Regions from separate parts of the Mus musculus genome. Here all the other regions are linked to region 1. Evidence: chromatin loops called from intact Hi-C (ENCODE). Cell type or tissue: heart. All regions are shown on one strand. Region 1 overlaps Plxdc2 (plexin domain containing 2). Region 2 has its middle 110 kb from the start of 4930515L03Rik. Region 3 has its middle 120 kb from the start of 4930515L03Rik.

Region 1 (8,000 bases):
TCCTCCCTTCCCAAATGAATTGTTCTTATTTCTTACTTTATAATTAGACCCCTCATGAGCATATATGGTAGGGAAGAGGTCCCCCTCCATTTCTCTACTTAGTACTGATGGAGACATATGGCCTAGGATGATCTCCATCTCCAGACACAAGGAAGCTGAAGCATCAATCTTAAATGATTTACTCAACATCGCTCCTGTACTCAATGGGAGTCAGAATTTGAGCACTGGTGTTCCACTTTCAGAAATCAAACCATCAACCACAGGACTGGACTGCGTGCTGCTTCTCTCTGGTACAGAATTTTCTTCACGGTCTATAAGTAGAAATGCAGTGCAATGGTCTCTTAAATGTAGTGTAATAGTATCGTATTATGCTATGTCTTTATAATAGATTTGGTAAAATATAATCATCAAAAAGAATTAAACAGTTTAAAGACTTAATAAATTGTGCTGAAACTACTGCCCAGATGTGTATAAGTTGTCTTAGGGTTTTACTGCTGTGAACAAATAAATACCATAACCAAGGCAAGTCTTACAAAAGACAACATTTAATTGGGGCTGGCTTACGGGCTCAGAGGTTCAGTCCAGTATCATCAAGGCAGGAATATGGAAGCATCCAGGCAGGCATGGTACAGGTGGAACTGAGAGTTCTACATCTTCATCTGAAGGCTGCTAATGGAAAACTTACTTCCAGGCCACTAGGGTGAGGGTATTTTAGCCCACACCCACAGTGACACACCTACTACAATGAAGCCACACCTACTCCAACAAGGCCATGTCTCCTAAGAGTGCCACTCCCTGGCTCAAGCAGTAGTCGTTCATGAAGTTGTTAATCATTATTTTCTATTTTGAGTAATGATGACAATGACAGGGGCTGTTCTCTGTGTATTTGTTCTTGCAGAAAATATATACCCGTTTTTACATATTTTATAGGCACAGACATTCCTCATCATATGATATTTACAGGGCCTGGCTTTTAAACATCTTATTTGTAGGAAGGAAATAAAGCAAGCCAAGAGGAGCAGATCCATGGGTTACATGTTTTTCTTAAAATACAGGAGCCCCAGCATCCTCTCCCTTCCTTCTATTTAGTCTCTTTCTCACTAACTTATCTCTTAAAATCCTCCATTATCCTCTGAAGATTTGAGACCAAGTATTTTCTTTGAGTTTTATGCTAGATAGCTTATATTTTTAGTGTCTGTCTGGCTATATTGTTGTTTTCCAAAAGATATCTGATTTTGGTCAAAATCTGATATGTCTATATATGCTTTAAAATCCATTTTAAAATATAGTTTGTTATCTTCAAACAAACTGGCAGAGACAAATGTTAACATAAAAATGCATTTTACATTTTCAAAAATTTGTTATAAAACTGGTACCTCTTTGCCTAGATTAGCATAACCAACATTCCTTATTAAATTTTATGATTTCTGAATGTTTGTAGGCATAAATTCTGTGGTTTATTAAAGATTATAATAAACATGAGTAATAAAATCAAAATTGACAAGAAAACAAATAAAAATAATTATAAGCTCAAGGAAATAAAGCATTATTATATAATGAAAATCATACAAAATAAACATTTCCCATTAAAAACAAAATTCCAGTATTTGGAGCTGGATTGGTGTCTCAGTGGTTAAGATGGCTTGATAACTTTTCTAGGAGACTTGAATTTAGTTTCTAACACCTACATTAAGCAGCTCATAACTAGCAGCTCCAGATGTGACAATTTTTCTAGTGCACACACACACACACACACACACACACACACACACACACTGAGTTTAGAATATCTCATTGATAATTTAAATAATCACAAATTATTAAATGGCATTTTACTGAACTCAAGCACTAAGGAGTCTGAGGCTAGATTATATCTTTAAGAGCAGCCTAGGCTGAAGAACAAAGCCCCACTCTCTAAATGGTTTTCTCTTATTTTTACTTTTGACTGTTTCCACTACATAAATTTAAGTGATCTCTATAGCTTGGTGTACATGTCTATTGGAAAACATTAGTTTATTAAAATAAAATTGTGGGGAGGGAAGATTGAGGAAAATATTGGTTCTCTCTATACATATCACAAGTTAGAGAAAAGCTGTAGGTTTTTTTTCCAAATGGGGAGGAAGAAATTAGAAACCTAAAGACACAGAAATTTAACAAGCAACTGATATATTGGCCATTTGCTAGTACATTTATTTATTATTCGTTGAGTTTCTGCTGTGTGCCAGCCCTACCAGAGTAAACAAGAGCTTCCCACCACATGGAGCCAATGGGCCAGTGAGTGACAAGGTAATACTTTATTTAAATTAGATACAGGTTCTACATTGAATAATTGGTTTTAAGTATAACTCAGTTTAGAACTTGAGGTAAGCATAATTGCCATTATCATAAGACTTTTCATGGAACTTTTGGCATGGGTTGATGAAATAAACCCTGAGTACAATAGGTAAAGAAAACCCATTGCTGACCTAAGCAGTTAACTTCTCTTAAAGGGAGAAACAAACGACTCCACCATTCTTACATTGTGCACTCTGGCTTGATTTAGAAATTGTAAAATAATTTCACAATAAAACTTAAATACAAAGTTGAACCATTTATCTTGCATTTTGAAAATCTTTTCATTTTTGGAGACCCAACATATGTGCCTTACGTGGAAGTTCCAAGGATTTTTGATGATCAGAATCATAGAATGTTAAAGGAAATAGAAACCCCGGAATGCATGCAAATAGAAGATTTTGTGACTTCCCCCAACGAAAGCACACTATTCCCCAAGTGGTCATATCAAGTGCATTTCATGCAGAGCTCTATTTAATAAACCTACAGGGATGGTGCCTTTTACTCTGTAGTAAATATATTTATGGGGATACAGAAAATAACAGCATAGTTATCAATGTTAACATCACAGAGGGTGATTCTTATTTCTTATAACAGTATATTCATTAGTATTCTGATTATATCATTAAGATACTGTCAAACCCAATTAAACATAAAGGATCAGAAGCCTCAGTGCCTAAAATGTCTATGAGAAGTGTGATTCTGACTCAACTACAGAGTTCAATCCTGTGGAGAAAAAAAGACTAGATAGTACAGCCTTTCACTCAGACTGAGTGACAGCCAGATGCAAAGCTGTCACTGCAGTCCAGGACTCCTCAGGCTGGCAGGCAGTTTCCACCCTACAAAAGTCCTTGGAGCCACTGAACACTCTGTTGGTTACCTATCCCCCAAAATATTTGTGACTAACAAGAACTCATGGAGAATATGAAGTGAACACAGGCAGCCGTGTCCCTCAACTTTTCCTGGCAGTCTGCAGAGCCACGAGGAGGGAAGCCAGAGCCACGGGGCCCAGCTGCTGCTGCGTGGGAGGAAGGCACGTTCCCAAGCTCTCGGTCTTGCTCACTCTGCAGCTGCTGTGAGGCTTTGGGAAGACATGAGCATTAGCAAACCCATATAGTAAGCAGAGAAAAGCATTCCAGAGGACCACAAATCTTTCTTTATCTTGAAGTGGCACATTTCTTACAACTGAATTTTTCCTTTAAGGTACGTCTTAGTTCAATCGTTAAGAAAAGTCAAGAGGGGAAATGAGACACTGAAATAAATTACTTCTTGTTTCTATTCTTAGAGGAGGTAAAAGATGATATTCGGTTCTCACGAGCTCCAGAAAGTGGGGCAAGACATCAAAGCTAGTTGAAATGCTATTACACTCTTGTTAAAGAGTAACACTATTAGGGGGCAGTTTACAGAGCTTTAACAAAACATAAGCGGGGGTTGGGGGGACTGGAGTTAAGAGCAGAGGTCCTAAGTTCAATTCCCAGCAACCATATAGTGGCTCGTAATCATCTGTAATGGGATCTGATTCCCTCTCCTGGTGTGTCTGAAGACAGCTTCAGTGAACTCACATACATTAAGTAAATAATTAAAAAAAACAAATAAACAACAAAAACAGAAGCAGAGTCGACAGCAAAATGTTATTTCAAAAAGAGGGCCAGCAAGATGGCTCCGTGGGTAAAGGGGCTTGCTACTGAACCCAAAAACCTGAGGTCTATTACAGGACCTCACACGTAGGACAGACTTAATCCCCTAAATTGCCCTCTGACCTCACACACACACACACACACACACACACATACACACACACACACACTTCTGATGTCTATGGTTCTAATAGGCTAGAATTTGTCATGTGCATCACTAGATAATTTGGTATATCATGTAGACTTCATAGTGATTACTTTTTAAATACAGTCATCAAAATAAGATTCAATTAATAGCCATCATCTTTCATTTACTTTGCTGGTTGGTATGTGTTCACTTAAATTCCCAAAACTAAAACAATGTTTCTAATTCAATGAAATAATTACTTCATTTCACTGGTAAGAATTATTAAAAATACTGAATAAAATATCTTGTATTTCATTGAGCTTTCTACTAAATTCCTTCTTAATTACTATATCCTAACTGATTACTTTAATGATCAGTTAGCCACACCACTTTTCCCATCAACTGTCTCTGCTCTCTTAAAAAAAGAAAGAAAAAAAAGGATCCCCTGAGTATATGTACCTAGAAAACGTGATTGCTGTAGTCAAACAATGCATCATGCATATCACTTTGCTAATTATTTTTGCGTGTGATTAGTGCAATTACCATTAAACCTTAAATAGATAAAAATGTGTGCTAGCGTGTTAATTTCATTCAGCATTACACAAATTTTAAAATGTCAAAATATTGCTATCATTTCAAAAGATCTATTTTTGTTCTACTCTGGCAGGGAGACATGGCATAAAATTTTTAAATAGTGTAAGCTCATAGGCTTGATAGCCTAAATTTTTTAAATCAGGCTGTTCACTAGTTGTGTGATTAAGACACAGACTAAAAAAAACCACAAGTACTTTAGGGTACAGAGTGCCTGTCCCTTTACCATCCCTGTAGTCAAAGCTGCTGAGAACCAAGTCTGCCAGCTCTTTCTCTTGATTTAGAAACACATTGGTACTCCCAACAGCAATAACTTTATAAAAGCAGTTTCTTGAGGAACTCGGCCCGTCATACCATTGAAGCTAGAGGCACTAACTCACATGTGATTTTACTAGAGCATTTATGACCACAGTAGCATTGTCTTGACTGTTGGCCAAGTCACTGGGTAGCATTCAACCAGATTGTTTCCAAAACCCACTGCAGATTACTTTTCTTTTGAGTAGATTGCCTGTCTGATAACAAATTATTACTCAATTAAATATGTGTGCCCATTAAGAACCCTTAGAAAGCAGTTAGATGCTTCTGTCAGTGACTCTGTGAGGTTGGATTCTGAGCTGAATTTGGGTCTTTACAGAGGATGTGGAATGGGGTTAATTCAAGAACCATGTGAATGATAAAAATAGAGTTTAAGTTTTCCTTTGTCTGTCTGAAAATATTTTCAATCAGTTCTTTTGAATATTCACTGTTTCTGTAGTGAGATCAGAAACTGTGTTACAGATAGACTGAGAATCCAAGTTATGCAATCTGGAAAATCCACAGTTCTTTAGTGGTAAGGAAAGTGACCTCTCAATTAGTAAAGCGAGAAAGAAAGGACTCAGTAGTAAATACAGGACATCCACGCAACTTGGTAATTAAATTTTCTAGTAAGAGAAGTGGAAAAATCAGAAGGCAAAGTTTTAAAGACAGAGAGTGAGGGGTTAGACGCAGGTTGGCTTTGAGTTTATGACCAAATCTCAATTGAGGCTTTTCACAGAAACAATAAGGAAAGGAAGAAATGCAAGTAGGACCAGCTGAAATCAGAAGAAATAATAAAATTCAGGTGAATATATCATCAATTTGCATAAGGAAATTGAAAAATGGAAAGTTCTGAAGTAGTATAGAGTGCTGTCATGTCACAGGAGAAGGGAGGAAGGTAGGGCCTGATGGCAGGATCAGTGTGGGCTTAAGGAAAGTTGCATTAAGGGGATAGGGTAAGAGGAGGAGGGGAAAGGGGAAAGGTGAGAAGGCATGAGTGTCTCAAAGTGTTTGCAAAGGAGAAAGTGATAACATCACCTGCTAGCTGAGACAAGAGCATTGGACAGAAAACAAGTACACAAAAGAAATTTCAGATAAGAAAAAGCATGAATTCTAAGTAAAAATAGAGTGAGTTGTACAGAATTGGGGGATAGCAGGAGGTGAATGTGGGACCTGAATATCTGGTTACTGGGCATACTGTGAGAATGCCACAAGCAAGCAGTAGTCTAAGCACTGATGTTCTTTGAGGTCGGACTAAACTGGGTATGTGACCTTTCCACAATAGCTGTAGAATCTGAAATCCAAAAATGTAATAGCTAAGAATTTTTTATAAAGATGATGAAAGTTTATCTAGAATTGCTTGTCATGTAGATGAGAGAGCTACTTGTGAATTGATTGAAAATGGTCCAAGGCCGACAGAGTGTGAGGCAGAGACTGGGAAAATGGCAGAGACTAATGATAGTCACTGTTGTGCCAAAGGATATAGGGTATTTTAGGTTTGTGTGATCCTAAGATCCCCAGGTGGCTGACTGCTTTGAGGCGAAGTTGTATAAGGTCTAATGTGCATGTCAAAGGGGTTCGATTGAATAAATTCAAAATATCCTGGAAGAAACATTGAGATAGAAAAGGTTACTAAAGTTATTGAAAAGGACAATCAAATTACACAAAACCAGGGACTGAGAGTTTCTGAAGACCAGGAATGTTCCCCCACATAGAAGGGCCAGAATGAAGCTCATCAGTGGTCAGCTTCACTCTGGCTACTCTTTATAGTATACTTATTCTGTTCATGGAACTATCTTTACTGAGTCAACTTCAACTGCAAGGCTTTTCCTTGAAACTCATAGCATATGTTGAGTGTTTTCGGTGGGCATTTGATCTTATACACTTTGAATTCTTCCTGCTGTGGTTTGGGATAACACTACTTGTTAGCATTTTTTTAAGCTTTGACATGCAAATGAATGGCTCCCTAAACACAGTGTGTACGCTTCTAGTTTAGCAGATGTTTTGAATAGATGTGTGAAAAGGGTAACTTCATTGGCTGACTGAATGCATTCATTAATAGTCATTATCATCATGCCCAGTTAGGGTATCAAAGTGTCTGGCAATGAATGAGAAAGTCATGAACGTAGCATATCATTCAAGAATATAGAACCTATACAATAGAGTAAACGTTCTGCAAATCAACACCTACGTTCATTATGAGTCTTTTTGTCTGTACCGTTTCATTTTATTGTAGACTAAGGTTTGGGTCCAGGTTCAGGTAATGAGGGAGTTTTGTCTGTTTACAGGGGGCCATTTCTGGGTAAAATTTAAAATAAGATTAACTTTTTAATGGCATTATATGCCAGAAATTCTAAACCATAGTAAGGAAAAAATATTTTTTTGCTGGAAAAACTTTACCAAACTAATTGCTAAAGGGTAGAGCTTGCTACTATTGTGTTTTCTTATCACAATGTTGATATGAACAAAAGCTTAGCATAATTTTATTATTTGTCCACAAGTAAGTGGACTGCTACATGGATGCTTATACTAGAATACCAAGTTGTATATTTGGTCCGTAACTCTGTGACAAGCATCCATTTAGAGAGTGAATTTGGAGTACTTAGGATGCTGGGTACTTGATTTAAGCCCAGAGTTATCTTCAGCCCATAAGATAGTACCTTGTACATTTGCATGAAATTTGTAGACTCAAGATGAAAACTTTTGGTGTCACAGTTGTGTGTATGAGAATATAGGAAAATCACCCTCTGATTTTGGTGAAGCTCACTTACATGGCAATATACTTTTATGTTCCTGAATCTTCAGGAATGTGCATCACAAGATACACATTCAGATTTCTGTGTTCTTATTTTATGTGACAATCTTTTCTAGTTTGACTTAATTGTCAATTTGACACATACCACCTAGAGTTATCTGAGGAAAACCTCTACCGAGGAATTGCATAAATCAGATTGAATATATCTCTCATGATTATTAATTAATAGAGGAGGGACCAACCCATTGCAGGTGACACCATTTGT
Region 2 (8,000 bases), 170 kb after region 1:
GGGGAACGCCAGGGCCAGAAAGGGGGAGTGGGTGGGTAGGGGAGTGGGGGTGGGTGGGTATGGGGGACTTTTGGTATAGCATTGGAAATGTAAATGAGCTAAATAGCTAATAAAAAATGGAAAAGGAAAAAAAAAAAAAAGAAAACAAGATCCAGCACTTTGCTGCATACTAGAAACACACCTCAACAACAAAGACAGACACTATCTCAGAGTAAAAGGATGGAAAAAGGACTTCCAAACAAATTGTCCAAGGAAACAGGCAGGAGTTGCCATCCTAATATCCAATAAAATAAACTTTCAACCAAAAATTATCAACCACAATGAAGAAGGACACTTCATATTCATCAAGGGGAAAATCTATCATGAGAAAGTCTCTCTTTTTTTTTTTTTTTTGGAGAAAGTCTCAATTCTGAACATACATGCCAAATGCAAAAACATCCAAATTCATAAAAGAAACTACTAAAACTGAAAACTCACATTGAACCCTACACAATAGTGGGAGATTTTAACACCCTATTGTCACCAATGGACAGGTCATTGAAACAGAAACTAAACAGAGACACATTGAAACTAAGAGAGGTTATGAACCAAATAGATTTAACAGCTATCTACAGAACATTTCACCCTAAAAGAAAGAATACCTTTTTTTTCAGCACCTCATAACACCTTCTCCAAAATCGACCATATAATTAGTCACAAAACAACCCACAAATATCTACAGAACATTTCACCCTAAAAGAAAGAATACCTTTTTTTTTCAGCACCTCATAACACCTTCTCCAAAATCGACCATATAATTAATCACAAAACAACCCACAAATATCTACAGAACATTTCACCCTAAAGGAAAAGAATACCTTCTTCTCAGTACCTCATAGCACCTTCTCCAAAATCGACCATATAATTAGTCACAAAACAACTCTCAACAGATACAAGAAGATTGAAATATGGTAATACATCCTATCAGACCACCATGGTCTAAGGCTGGTCTTCAATAACAGCAAAAACTACAGAATGCCCACATACATGTGGAACCTGAACAACTCTTCACTCAGTGATAACTTGGTCAGGGAAGAAATAAAGAAATAAATTAAAGACTTCCTGGAGTTTAATCAAAATGTTGACACATCATACCCAAACCTATGGGACACAATGAAAGCAGTGCTGAGAGGAAAGTTCATAGCACTAAGTGTCCTGGTAAAGAAATGGGAGGGATCTTATACTAACAACTAACAGCACACCTGACATCTCTAGATCAAAAAGAAGCAAACTCACCCAAGAGAAATAGAAGGCAGGAAATAGTCAAACTCAGGGCAAAAATTAACCAAATAGAACAAAGAAAACAATACAAAGAATCAGCAAAATTAAAAGCTGATTCTTTGAAAGAATCAACCAGATAGATAAACTCCTAGTCAAACTAACTAAAGGGCCAAGAGGCAGGATCCAAATTAATAAAATCAGAAATGAAAAGGGAGATATAACAATAGAAATAGAGGACATTTAAAAAAATCAGATCCTACTATAAAAGTCTATACTCAACAAAACTGGAAAATCTAGAAAATGGATGGTTTTCTAGACAGATGCCACTTACCAAAATTAAATCAAGAGCAGGTAAACTATCTAAACAGGCCCATATCAGACAAGGAAATAGAAGAAGTCATTAAAAACCTCCCAACCACAAAAAGCCTAGGGTTAGATGGATTTAGTGCAGAATTCTACCAGACCTTCAAAGAAGACCTGATAGCAATTTTCCTCAAACTATTCCATAAAATGGAAACAAAAGGAATACTACCTTATTCGTTTTAGGAAGCCACAATTACTGTGATACCTAAACCACACAAGGACCCAACCAAAAAAGAGAACTTCAGACCAATCTTGCTTATGAATATTGATGCAAAAATACTCATTAATACAGTTTTGATTCAGTAGAGAGTTGTTAAGTTTCCATGAATATATATGCTTCTGTTTATTTAGTAGTATGTGATCATTTTTTAAGAAAACTCTCTGAGGTGCTGAGAAAAAGATATATTCTTTTGTATTTGGATTAAATGTTCTGTAGATATCTGTCAGGTTCACGTGGTTTATAATATCTACCCACTCCAGTAATTCTGGTTTTTATCTGGATATGCTGTCCATTGTGTGAGTCAGATATTGAAGTCTCCAAGTATTAATGTGTGTGATTTGATATACGATTTAACGTTAGTATCTCTATGTTAAGAAATGAAACATCTCTTGCTTCTTGGGTATATTTACTTAGAAAGTCTTTTTCTAACCTTTTACTCTGAGATAATGTCTAATCTTGATATTGAGGCGTGTTTCTTGGATGTTGCATTCTGTTAGTCTGTGTCTTTTTATTAGGGAATCAAGACCATTGATATTGAGAGATACCAATGACCAGTGATTGTTGATTTCTCTTATTTTGCTGCTCCTAGTGTTGATGGGCCATGGGAGTGTGTGTGTGCTTCCATCTTTTGGTTGCTGGTATGAGGTTATTTATTTCCCAACCTTATGTTGGAATTCTCCTTACAGTACCTTCTGTAGGGCTAGATTTGTAGAAGACATTGTTTAAATTTGAAGTTATTAAAGAATATTTTGTTTTCTTCATCTATAGTAATTATAAGTTCTCCTGGATTATGGTAGTGTGGGCTGGCATCTGTGGTCTCTTAGAGTCTACAGCACATCTGTCTAGGCTTTTCTGGATTTTAGAGTCTCCACTGAGAAGTCAGATGTAATTCTAATAGGTATGCCTTTGTATGTTACTTGGTCTTTTTTCTTTGTAGTTTCTAATACTCTCTCTTTGTTCTCTGTACTTGGTGTTCTGATTATTATGTGCTGAGAAAACGTTCTTTGTTGGTCCAATATATTTGGTGTACTGTGTGCTTCTTGTATCTTTATAGGCACATATTTCTTTGGATTAAGAAATTTTTCTTCTATGATTTTGTTAAAAATATTTTCCATACTTTTGAGCTGGGGTTTTGTCCTTCTGTTCTTGTTATTCTTGTTTGATCTTTTCATAGTGTCCCCAATTTTCTGGAAGTTTTGAGTCAGGAAATTTTTAGATTTGACATATTCTTTGAACAATGTACTCATCTCTTCTATAGTATCTTCAATGCCTGAGATTCTTTTCCCTGCTTTCTGTTGGTGAAGCTTGAATCTGTACTTCCTGCTTGAATTTTTAATTTCCAGAATTTTTTGTCCTTCCTCTTCTCTTCTCTTCTCTTCTCTTCTCTTCTCTTCTCTTCTCTTCTCTTCTCTTCTCTTCTCTTCTCTTCTCTTCTCTTCTCTTCTCTTCTCTTCTCTTCTCTTCTCTTCTCTTCTCTTCTCTTCTCTTCTCTTCTCCTGTCCTCCTCTCCTCTATCCTCTCCTCTCCTCTCCTCTCCTCTCCTCTCCTCTCCTCTCCTCTCCTCTCCTCTCCTCTCCTCTCCTCTCCTCTCCTCTTCTTCTTCCTCTTCCTCTTCCTCTTCCTCTTCTTCTTCTTCTTCCTCTTTCCCCTCCCCTCCCCTCCCCTCCCCTTCTTCTTCCTCTTCCTCTTCCTCTTCCTCTTCCTCTTCCTCTTCCTCTTCCTCTTCTTCCTCTTCCTCCTCCCCTCCCCTCCCCTCCCCTTCCCTCCCCTCCCCTCCCCTCCCCTCCTCTCCTCTCCTCTCCTCTCCTCCCTCCCCTCCCCCCTCCCCTCCCCTCCCCTCCCCTCTTCTTTCTTTCTTTCTTTCTTTCTTTCTTTCTTTCTTTCTTTCTTTCTTTCTTTTCTTTGTTTTGAGTTTTGGTTTTGTTGTTGTTGTTTTGTTTCTTCGTTTTTGGTCTTTCAAGACAGGGTTTCTTGGTGTTATCCTGGCAATCCTGGAACTTGATCTCTATAAACCAGACTGGTCTCTAACTCACAGAGTTCCTGACTGCCTCTACCTTCCCCTGTGCAGTGATTAAAGACATGAACCACAACCACTTGACATATTTCTTATATTTTCATTTTCAGGTCTTGAACAATTTTTTTTCCTTAAACTATTTGGTTTTTTCCTAGGCTTTCTTAGGGGATTTATTCACTTTTTCTAATTGTTTATTTTAGTTTTCCTGGCTTTTATTTCTTCTTTAAGGACATCAATAATCTTTATATAGGTAGTTTTGAGGGTGTGTGTGTGTGTGTGTGTGTGTGTGTGTGTGTGTGTTTCAGCTATGTTGGAATATTCATGGCCTGCTGTGTGATAACTGGGCTCTAGTGAAGACATATTTTCATGCTATTACTGCTTTTATGTTTGTTTGTTTGTATGTTTTGTTTAGGCTGGTGTCTAGCATCTGCTTTTATAGTAGTTATAGATCTAGGTGATGATTTCTGGGATGTTAAAACAAAATCTGTGGGATCCACAAGAGGCTTAAACAAAGGGGAAGAGAGAGTGCAGCTGGAACAAACCTGAGACTTGGTGTCTGCTATGGAAATAGAGAGAGAAAAGAAGACCTGAAGGCAATCTTCTTGGTGTTCTGGTAGACATTGCCTGTGGCTGAGCAGGGCTTGCCCTGAAGGAGCTGGGGGTTGGGACACAGGCACAGCTATGAGAAAGAAGACCAGTAGGGCCCTGTCTATGGGATCCACAGTAGACAAGAAGAAGGAGAAAGGAAAGCTGCATCTGTTTTTCCTTTGCAGCACTAGGGAGGAGTCTGAAGGATTGGGGCTGCTGGAGCAACAGAGAGCAAGACAATGCTTTTGAAATTGCCATTCCTTTAAAAGTGTGTGACTTAAACTGTTTGCACCTCCCACACCAAACAAGGACATCACTATCTTGAGTATCCATGCTCTTTTGACTCAGTCTTTTCTCAACAGAATTAGCTTTTGAGTTCTGTTAGACACTTAGAAAATCAAAACAGCAATAGGCAAAAGTTTAAAATCTATGTATTCAAATACATTTTCCTGTCTAAGCCTTCCTGCTGGAACAGTTCAGACCATTTAAAACATTATTCTCAAAATTTGTTATTTTGATATGACACTTATTTTCTCCATGTGAGCAATGCTTTCTTGAATCTTGTTCGACATAGCTCCTTTCCAACCAATCACTGTCACTCCATCCTCACCTCACTCCCTAAATACAGCCTTATTGTCCTATATACACACATCCTTCTTCATTGGCTATTTGGTAAAAGCTCAAGTTGTTTTAGCAAAATTCCACCTCAGGTTCTATGTTCTAACAAATGTTTGAGAATTTGAAAAAAATTAATTGTACTTTCTTCTTTGTTTATTTTTAGAATCCAGTCATCGTTTTTCCTTTCTTATGTAACCAAGTCATCTTTAATAGTATGCTGGAAATGGTTTTCTTCCCAGTTAGTATTCTGTACCAAGAGCATGCACTGCTTTCAACATGCAGTAGCCTTTTTCTTTATCCCCACTGCCTTTGGGCAGATGATATGCTTGGCATTCAGAGGAATGAAGAACTGCATAGTGAGTGTGAAGGACTGAGCTTCCCTAGAGTTTAAATGCAGCTTCATTAAAATGCTCAAGCTTTTCTGCAAAGAACAAGAGTACTCCGCGAGAAGTTTAGAAATCTTTTAATTATCTTGCTACCTCTAATAAGGAATAATTCGGATAGCCATTTATAGATTTTTTTAAAAAATTTTTTTCTAACACTTTCAAAGTGAAAGTCTAAATTAAGAACTCAGAGTACATAAAGTGGATCAGGTTTCTCCCTCTTGATGGTGGAAAAGGTGATGTAACTCAGTCTCAAATAAATCCATATTTCACCCCATAGGAAAACTAAATATTAAGGGACATTAGAGAAGCTGCGATCTAATGGGTACTCCTGTGCCAGTTAGATTTTGTTCTTTAACTGGGCAAAGATATATTTTCTAGGCATAAAACAAAATCCTTTTCTATACAGTGCTTTATTTCATATCTGTAATATGTTAATTAAATATTTGCAAACAATATTTTGTATGTACATATTGACATATCAAAGCTAAGACAGTATACTGATTATTTAATGGCCCTAAACTATTAAGTTGTTAATCTTCACTTGAACTCAAGTTTCCAGACTCCAAGTTCCATCAGCATTTACCTATTATTTCCATATCCCACCTGTACTGGCTGGTTTTGTGTGCCAACATGACACAAGCTAGAGAGGAAGGAGCTTCTGTTTGGGAAATTTCTCCATGAGACCCAGATGTAAGGCATTTTCTCAATAAATAACCAATAGGGGAGAGTTCAGCCCATGGTGAGTGGTGCCATATCTGGTCTGGTGGTATTTGATTCTACGAGAATGCAGGCTGAGCAAGCCATGTGAAGCAAGCCAGTAACAACATCCCTTTATGACTTCTGCAATCAGATCCTGCCTCCTAGATTTCACTCTGTTTGTGTTTCTGCCCTGACTTCCTTTAATAAAGAACAATATGGAAGTATAAACCAAATAACCTTTTTTCTTCCCAACTTGATTTTTGGTCATGATATTTCAGTACAGTAATAGAAACTTTAACTAAGACATCACCTATCAATTCCTTTGCAAAATGGCTATTTGTATAAAGACCTTTTTACCAAGTCATTCCTGGTTTATCAACATAAGAAATGACCGTTAAATGTATGAGAAATAGAGAGCTAGCTACACATGCTAGGTAGAGTTCTGAGTACTTGACCTATATTTGTCCAAGAAGAAATTCCTCCTGTCCAGGAATTCATATTACCATTTACAAACATTTATATCACAGAGAGTGATAGAACTCTCTAAGACGTTAAATAATCTGGGTGTAGTAAAAAGGAATACAACCATTAATTTGGTGATCTGAGAAAGTTTCCTTGAGATTATGGCATCTAATCAGAGGTTGGAGTGAAGGGATGAGCCATTTAGATATCCTACAAGAGCAGCATTGGTAGAAGAAAAAACTTAGAGGCAGGAAAAGGATTGGTATAATTGAGAAAACTAAGTATACTTGTGTGGGTAGACAACTAGGAGAAAGGAAAGAGTGCTGGCAATGATGTCAAGAAAAGTTGGCAGCTCAGGAAGGCCATAATAGGAAAGATGCAAATCTTATATTATTCTGAGCTGAGGAGGCATTGGAGGAACTGACAGAGAAATACCTGTGAATGACCTTAGAGGAAGGTAGAATTGTCTCTGGGGGCTTTGGCAAGATCCTGGAGGGACAGTTTATCTGACTAGGAATAAGAACTAGATAGAGGTGGTAGCAGCTGGTGCTAGGCAAAAAAGTTAATGCATTCATTGTTTTGATTACTTATCTCGATAGCAGAGATGAGTCTATATGAGAAAATAAAAGATAAATTCATGTCTTGAGGTCTCTGTGCATTGTTTTGATTACTTAGATCAATAGCAGAAATGAGACTATAGAGGGTGAAAAAGAAAGGGAAATATGCCTCGGGTTCTCCGTAAATACAATTAGGTCAGAAAAAGGCAGGGCCTGGAATCTGGGGTATCTGCTGAGTCTAGACTAGATAAGGGCTATACTAGGTAGATAGAAGGTTGGAACTATGAAGATAAACAGGCTACAATTCTTAAAATATTTAACAATGTATTACACTGTGGTTTGAGTAGGTTTCCCCTCAATAGATTCATGTGTTTGAATGCTTGACCATAGGGAGTTGTACTATTAGGGGGTGTGACCATATAGTAGGAGGTGTGGCCCTATTGGAGGAGGTGTGTCACTGTGTAAGTGAACTTTGAGGTACTATGCTCAGGTTACAACCAGTGCAATAGAAAGCATCCTCCTGATTGCCTGTAGATGACAATATCCTTCTGGCTGCCTTTGGATCAAGTTGTAGACCTCGTGCCTTCATCATTCTGCTCCCATGGTGCCATGCTTCCCACCAAGATGAGAATGGACTGAATCTCTGAACCTGTAAGCCAGCCCCAATTAAATGTTGTCCTTCCATAAGACTTGTCTTGCCCATGATGTCTCTTCATGGCAATGGAAACCTTAACTAAGATACCCAGTTTAGTGGTAGGTCCCCAGTTTAGAGGTAGGTTTCTACTTATAGCTTTTCCATAATATCCCATATGGATATTTTAAAGCCAACATAT
Region 3 (8,000 bases), 150 kb after region 1:
TGCTGCTGCTGCTGCTGGTGGTGGTGATGGTGGTGGTGATGCTGAGGATATTTTAATTGTAATCATAGTACTGGAGAGATAGCTCAGTACTTAAGAGTGGTCTCTGCATACTTATTAGGGCTGAAGTTTAAGTCCCAACACTCATGTTACAAGCTGGATGTCCTGCAGATGCCTATACCTCAATTCCCGAGGGACTCCAAAATAGGAGAGTCACTGAAGCATAGCCAAGTTACTAGCATAGCCAAGAATGCATGAATCTTAGGCTCTGTGAGATAGCTTGGCTCAAAGGAATGGACAAGGAAGTATAGAGGAGGACACTTAATGCCCTCTGCTGACTTCCATTCATGACACCGACAATCATGCCTCATACATGTGTGTATACATCCCCAAGCACATATGCATCTACACACAAGTAACTAATAAATCTTTAAAGGTATTCTTTTCATTTTAATTTATTCTTATTAAAATAAAGTCTTCTCTCATAGAATGCATCTCAATCACAATTTTCCTCCCTCCGCTCCTCCCATCTATTCCCCCTCCAGCTTACCCCTGGATCCACTCCTCCTCCATCTTCCTTCAGAAAAGAACAGACTTCCAAGATAAAAAAAAATACAATAAGACAAGCCCTCACACTAAGCTTGGACTGGACAAGGCAATCCACTAGAAGGAAATGAGTGCCAAGAGCAGGCAAAAGGGTGAAAGCACAGCTGCCTCTACAGTTAGGATTCCACTAAAATACCAAGCAAACAGCAACAACATGTAAGCTGAGGACCTGGCACAGACCCCCTACATGTCCTGTGCTTGTGGCTGCAGTCTCTGTGAGACTGAATGTGTGCTGCTTAGCTGATTCAGTGGGCTATGTTCTCCTGGTGTCCTCCATCCCCTCTGACTCTTAAATCTTTCTGCCCCCTCTTCTGAGGCAGTTTTCCAATCTGCAAGGGATGTAGAGACTACACATAGACCTCCAATTTAGACTCTCTCTCTTCATAATGTCTGGCTCTGGGTTTCTGCACCTGCTTCCATCTGCTGCAGGAGGAAACCACTGACAACAACTGGACACCAAGGCACCAATCTTTGAGTACAGCAGAATATCATTAAAATCATTTCATATTTCAGGTTTTTAGAAGAGTCATGATTGGTTCTACCCTTACTTTCTGGGCTGACCAGTCTCTGGTACCTGGCCGTCCAATGCAGTCTCAAGCATGGACTCCTTTTTGTGGTATAAGCTTCAAGTTAAGCTAAACACTGACGGCCACTCCCACAAGTTTTGGGCCACCACTGCATTAGCAGAACTGGCAGGCAGGACGGATAGTAGGTCAAAGGTTTTGTGACCTGGGTGTACAGGTTTCTTTTTTGGAAGCCCTCAGAGTATCTCCCTGCACGATAGACTAGAATGTAGGGGTGAATGCTCCATGCAGGCATCAGCTCAATGCCTCTCTGCCTTCATGGAACTGTGTGCATTTTGTCCTCAGCATTGAGGCCATGATCTCAGTTTTTAGAGAACAATTCTCTGTCCTAAGAACAGCCTGGATCTTGTTCAGCGATCACCATTGGATCTCCTTGGCCAACAACTCAACCAAACACAAGCCAATCCAGCCACCAGGAGCCTTGCCTGCCTATAAGAGATAGTCATTTCTAACTCCATATTCCCCATTACTTGGAGTTCTTACTAGGATCTCCTACATAAATCCCAGGAAGCTTCCAGTGAACTAAGTTTCTATACTGTCCCCCAATTTCAGCCATCTTCCCCTGCATTCCTTTCCTCCATCCTATCCCCCAACCTAATCCCTCCTGCTCCAGTCTCCTCCCTGCAAAATTAGTTCCATTTTTCCCTCCTGGTAGATCCATGTGTACCCTACCTCCCTCCTCCTTATGTAACTTCTCTGGGTCTACAGATTGTAGTTTGACTATCATTTACTTTAAAGTTATTATGCACTTTCTTTCTTTCTTTCTTTCTTTCTTTCTTTCTTTCTTTTTTTTTTTTTTTTTTTTTTTTTTGCCAGGGTTAACTGAATGCATATCATATTTATCTTTCTGGGTCTAGGTAACTTTACTCAGAGTGATTGTTTCTCTAGTTGTATCTGAAAGACCCACAACGTGAGGACTGCCCCACATTCTGACTCAGGCGAGGAGACACCCCAAATCACTCACGAGAAATGGTCTTGATGCAAATTGCAAGAGGACTTTTATTTCAAGAGGGCTCTCCGGCCCACAGTTATACACCATGCAGGGGTAGAGGACTGTGGCACCCCGAGTAGCTGGGAGAGGGGGTATTTAAAGGAAAAAACCACAACTCAAGGGGGTGGGAAGGGCATTGTTGGAAAATACCAAAAATACCAGTTAAGAGTCATGAGGAAGTACAAAGTCACAAGAGTCACAAGGAATACCTGGTAATTGTGTGGGTTATTTCTCAAGACAGTTTCTGTGAGCCCCTAACAATAGCACATTTGCAAAGCAGATTCCATGAATGGTCAAGGTGGTCCTTTTTGAACAAATAATCCCTGAACCCAGGAAGCGGGTGGGTGGAGGAATGTCGCTATCTCTTTTATGATTAGCAAGCCTTGGAGCATTGAGTCACAAAGGTCACATTCTCAAGCCTGGGCCTAAAGGCCTAGTTTTTATGTTTTTATGTTTTGCTTTTTCATTTCCCAGTTCTACTTGTTAATAGTTCTAATCTTAGAACTAGACACTATCTTCTCCCTGACACACTTGATCCTTTAGGGTATGGTACTGTTGTCTCAAAACTAAAAGCTGCACTGTACTAAGTCTTGCTCTAATAAAGGTGACTAGCCTATCTAACACACATGGACCTATAATTAAAAAGCAGAAGCACAATCAAAAGGAGTCCCATAAGGGTAGAAAGTAGGGTGGTCAAGAGTACAAGATAAGGGCCTTTCCACCAAGTCTCAAGGTTTTCTGCATGGTGGCATCTAATGTAGACAGAATCTCTAACTTGGAAGCGGTTTGGGGCTTGCAGGTCTCCTCTTGAGTAGGCCTCCTAGAGCTGCTTCCATGCTCGCTGTCTCACCCACTCGAGTGCCTTGAGCCTAGAGAACAAAGGCTGGGAAAGCAGCCCATTAGCACTATGTACAGAGGCTATTTTTACCAGTGGAGCCCCCCCCCCATAGAGTAATACATAGGGGGTCAGTCCAAACTGTCCAGGGGTATTTCTAACCCTGAAGAGCACAAAGGGTAGGAGAGCTATCCAATCTTTAGTGCCAGTCTCAGCTATCAATTTAGTAAGGGTCTCTTTAATGGTTTTATTCATCCCCTCTACCTGTCCTGAGCTTTGGGGCCTGTATGCACAATGTAACTTCTAATCAATCCCCAATATCTTGGCCAGTCCCTGACTTACCTGGGCAACAAAGGCAGGTCCATTATCAGACCTGATTACCTTGGGTATCCCAAACCTGGGGAAGATTTCTTCTAGGATCTTCTTGGTTACCACATTGGCCATCTCAGCCCTGGTAGGAAAAGCTCCTACCCAGCTTGAAAAAGTATCTATAAACACTAATAAATACTTGTTACCATACTTGGTTGGCTTCACCTCAGTCTTCTCTCAGGAGGCATTCTGGAAGGATTAGCATTAACCAGCTGGCAAGGCACACAAAGTTGATTACCAAGTCAGCCCAGTCCCGGTAATCTGAGAACATGATAAGGAGCTGTACTAACCAGTCTCTGCAGATGTTTAGCTCATAGGTGGGTTGGACGATGCATCTGTTGGACATATTCTAGTCCTTTTTGTAGGGTAGGATGTCCTTCCCTTCTGAGGTTTAGCAAGTCCCCTCTGGGATCCTAGAGAACTGGTCTATCTTTTATTTCTTGCCAATCTTCCAGGGTGTACTGCCGCCTGGGTCCTGGGGTTTTGGACTTTTCTGCTACAGGCAGAAGGTTAACACTCTGGGCTGCCTGCTTGGCTGTTAGGTCTGCCATCTGAGTCCCTTTAGCCATAGCATCTTAGGTCTTTCTCTGCAGATATCAGCAGCCCTCTTTGTCTGTATATTGCTCCATGCAGTGGCAAAAGTATACCTGCTGTCAGTGTAAATGTTGATAGACTTCCCCTTTGCCATTCGTAGAGCTTGTATCAAAGCCACAAGTTTGGCTGTCTGGGCCGACGTCCCTTCAGGGAGGGTGCTGGCCCAGATCACTTGCTTCCTGTCCACCACTGCTGCCCCCGCCTTCCATTTACCTTCAACAAAAGCTACTGCCATCTGTGTACCAGCTCGGACTCCCAGGCCAAGGCTGATCCTTCAGGTCATTTCAAGTGCCAGTTTCTTCTGCCAGAATGTCAGCACAGTGATGAGTAGGTGAAGAGTCATCAGTCTCGGGCAGTAGGGAGGTGGGATTGAGGACAGCAGGGGGAGTGAAGGTCACTCGTTCAGTAAACAAAAGACTCTGATAATGTGTCATACGAGCCAAGTGTTGGTCATTCATTGGTCAGGGGACTATCGGATAATGCTTTCAAGTGTGTGGGGTGCCACTACAGTTATTTGTTGTCCCAGAGTGAGCTTATCAGCATCCTTGACAAGTAGAGCTATGGCAGCAATAGCTTTTAGGAAAGAAAACCACCCACTGGCAACAGGGTCTAAATTCTTGGATAGATAAGCCACTAGCCTTTTTCAAGGTCTCAAAGGCTGAGTAAGGACTCCTCTGGCAACCCCTGTTCTCTTATTCACATAGAGAGTGAAAGGCTTGGTTAGGTCAGGCAAGGCCAAGGCTGGCCGTCACTAGGGCCTTTTTAATTTCTTCAAAGGCTTTCTGATGATTTCACTAGGGGTTATAGGTCTATTTAAATTGTTTGTATGATCTTGATTTAACTTTGGTAAATGGTACCTATCAAGAAAACTATCTATTTCTTTTAGACTTTTAATTTGGTGGAGTACAGATTTTAAAGTATGCCCTTATGATTCTCTGGATTTCTTCTGTGTCTGTTGTGTCCCACCATTTTGTTTCTGATTTTGATAATTTGAAGATTCTCCCTCTCTACATTTTAGTTACTTTAAATAAGTGTTTATCCATTTTGCTGATTGTCTCAAAGAACCAACTTTTTGTTTCATTCATTATGTATATTTCTGTCTCTATTTTATTGACTTCAGCCCTCAGTTTGAATATTTCTTGCCATCGACTCCTTTTGTATGTGCTGATTTCTTTTTGTCTTAGAGCTTTACAGTTTGTTATTAAGTTGTCACTATAAAATTTCTCGATTTATTTTTTGGTTGGTTGGTTAGTTTTGTTTTGGTTCTGGTTTTTTGTTTTGTTTTTAACGTAGGCACTTAGTGCTATGAACTTTCCTCTTAGCACCATTTTTGTTGTGTCCTACAAGTTTGGATATACAGTGTATTAATTTTTATTGAATTCTATAAAATCTTCAATTTTGTTATTATTTCAGTCTTAATACATTTTTAAAAATTTAATTCTATTTGTAATTCATTTTTGCACTCCATATTCCATTCCTCACACTTCCCCATCCACCCTCTGACTGCTCCACATCCCACACCTCTCCCCACCTACCACACCACTTGACCTCTAAACTCCTTGGAACCTCCAGTCTCTTGAGGCTTAGGTGCTTCATCTCTGAATGAACACAGACCTGGAAGTCCTCTACACAATGTGTGTTAGGGGCCTCATATTAGCTGGTGTATGCTGTCTGTTTTGTAGTCCAGTGTTTGAAAGATCTTGGGAGTCCAGGTTAATTAAGACTGCTGGTCCTCCTACAGAACTGCCCTTCTCCTCAGCTTCTTTCAGCCTTCCCTAATTCAACAACAGGGGTCAGCTGCTTCTGTCCATTGGTTAGGTGCAAAGAACTGCATCTGACTCTTTTAGCAGTTTGTCAGGTCTTTCAGAGATCAGTCATGATAGATCCCTTTTTGTGAGCATTCCACAGCCTCAGTAATAGAGTCAGGCCTTGAGACCTCCCCTTGAACTGGGTCCTACTTTGAGCCTGTCACTGGACCTTCTTTTCCTCAGGCTCCTCTCCATTTCCATCCCTGTAGTTCTTTAAGACAGAAACAATTATGGGTCAGAGGTGTGACTGTGGTATTGAAACCACATCCCTCACTTGATGTCCTGTCTTACTGTTGGAGATGGGCACTATAAGTTCCCACTCCCTACTGTCAGGCATTTCATCAAAGGTCCCTCCCTATAAGTCCTGGGAGTCTCTCACCTCCTAGATCTCTAGTGCATTCTGGGAGGGAGGGCGCAGGGTCCCCAAACTCCTATTTTCTGTTTACATTCTTTTTTCTGGCCCTCAGAGCTTCAGTGCTTTTCCCTCTCCCAATACTAGATCAGGTTCCCCTCTCCCCACCCCACCCCATCCTCTTTCCTTCCCAGGCCCCTCCTTTCCTCCCCACTTGTGATTGATTTCTTCTCTTGTGTCAGGAAAAAGCAGTAATATCTCTTTAATATCTCTCAATATCAATGAACTTACCTCACCTATAAAAAGGTATAAGCTAACAGACTGGATAAGAAAACAAGATCCGGGGAGGCGGCCTCAGCCTCAGCAGCAGCGGTCACCATCTTGGTTCCGGGACTCCACGAAACTTAGGAAATTAGTCTGAACAGGTGAGAGGGTGTGCCAGAGAACCGGAAAGCTTCTGGGACAGGCGGAAGCACAGAGCCGCTGAGGCAGCACCCTTTGCGGGCCGCAGACAGCCGGCTACTGTCCGGACCAGAGGACAGGTGTCCGCCTGGCTCAGGAGGTGGCCTCAGTCTCAGCAGCAGCGGTCGCCATCTTGGTTCTGGGACTCTGCGGAACTTAGGAATTTAGTCTGCACAGGTGAGAGTCTGCACCACAGAAGCTGACAGCTTCTGGGAACTGCCAAAGCAACACAGCTTCTGAGAAAGGTCCTGTTTTGGGCCTTCTTCTTCAGCCAGGAGGAGGTCCAAACACAAGATATCTGCGCACCTTCCCTGTAAGAGAGCTTGCCAGCAGAGAGTGCTCTGAGCACTGAAACTCAGAGGAGAGAATCTGTCTCCCAGGTCTGCTGATAGACGGTAACAGAATCACCAGGAGAACAATCTCTAAACAGAGTCAACTATAACTACTAACTCCAGAGATTACCAGATGGTGAAAGGTAAATGTAGGAATCTTACTAACAGGAACCAAGACCACTCACCATCATCAGAACCCAGCACTCCCACTTCGCCCAGTCCAGGGCACCCCAACACACCCAAAAACCTAGACCTAGATTTAAAAGCATATCTCATGATGATGGTAGAGGACATCAAGAAGGACTTTAATAAATCACTTAAAGAAATACAGGAGAACACTGCTAAAGAGTTACAAGTCCTTAAAGAAAAACAGGAAAACACAATCAAACAGGTAGAAGTCCTTACAGAAAAAGAGGAAAAAACATACAAACAGGTGATGGAAATGAACAAAACCATACTAGACCTAAAAAGGGAAGTAGACACAATAAAGAAAACCCAAAGTGAGGCAACACTGGAGATAGAAACCCTAGGAAAGAAATCTGGAACCATAGATTTGAGCATCAGCAACAGAATACAAGAGATGGAAGAGAGAATCTCAGGTGCAGAAGATTCCATAGAGAACATCGGCACAACAATCAAAGAAAATGGAAAATGCAAAAAGATCCTAAATCAAAATATCCAGGAAATCCAGGACACAATGAGAAGACCAAACCTACGGATAATAGGAGTGGATGAGAATGAAGATTTTCAACTCTAAGGACCAGCAAACATCTTCAACAAAATTATTGAAGAAAACTTCCCAAATCTAAAGAAAGAGATGCCTATGAACATACAAGAAGCCTACAGAACTCCAAATAGACTGGACCAGAAAAGAAATTCCTCCCGACACATAATAATCAGAACAACAAATGCACTAAATAAAGATAGAATACTAAAAGCGGTAAGGGAAAAAAGTCAAGTAACATATAAAGGCAAGCCTATCAGAATTACACCAGATTTTTCACCAGAGACTATGAAAGCCAGAAGAGCCTGGACAGATGTTATACAGACACTAAGAGAACACAAATTCC

What was found. A loop is a pair of places that touch in the nucleus more often than their neighbours do. Peaks named below come from ENCODE experiments on the same cell type or tissue, not always from the same donor. Only the 100,000 strongest peaks of a DNase experiment are listed, where the experiment ranks them.
Region 2: a loop joins it to region 1, with 2.0 times the contacts of the local background. A loop is called at or near these places in 2 of 42 quality-filtered maps.
Region 3: a loop joins it to region 1, with 4 times the contacts of the local background. A loop is called at or near these places in 3 of 42 quality-filtered maps.

Annotation. Positions count from the first base shown.
Region 1 is chr2:16,735,066-16,743,065 of GRCm38, forward strand. All of the region lies in intron 13 of Plxdc2 (plexin domain containing 2), which reads left to right. Among named protein-coding and RNA genes, the nearest start is that of 4930515L03Rik, 270 kb to the right of the region's middle. In heart, no CTCF peak of the experiment used is centred here; a DNase peak (open chromatin) is centred at 3,316; H3K27ac peaks cover 390 bases.
Region 2 is chr2:16,900,845-16,908,844 of GRCm38, forward strand. No RefSeq gene overlaps it. Among named protein-coding and RNA genes, the nearest start is that of 4930515L03Rik, 110 kb to the right of the region's middle. In heart, no CTCF peak of the experiment used is centred here; no DNase peak of the experiment used is centred here.
Region 3 is chr2:16,888,241-16,896,240 of GRCm38, forward strand. No RefSeq gene overlaps it. Among named protein-coding and RNA genes, the nearest start is that of 4930515L03Rik, 120 kb to the right of the region's middle. In heart, no CTCF peak of the experiment used is centred here; a DNase peak (open chromatin) is centred at 4,341.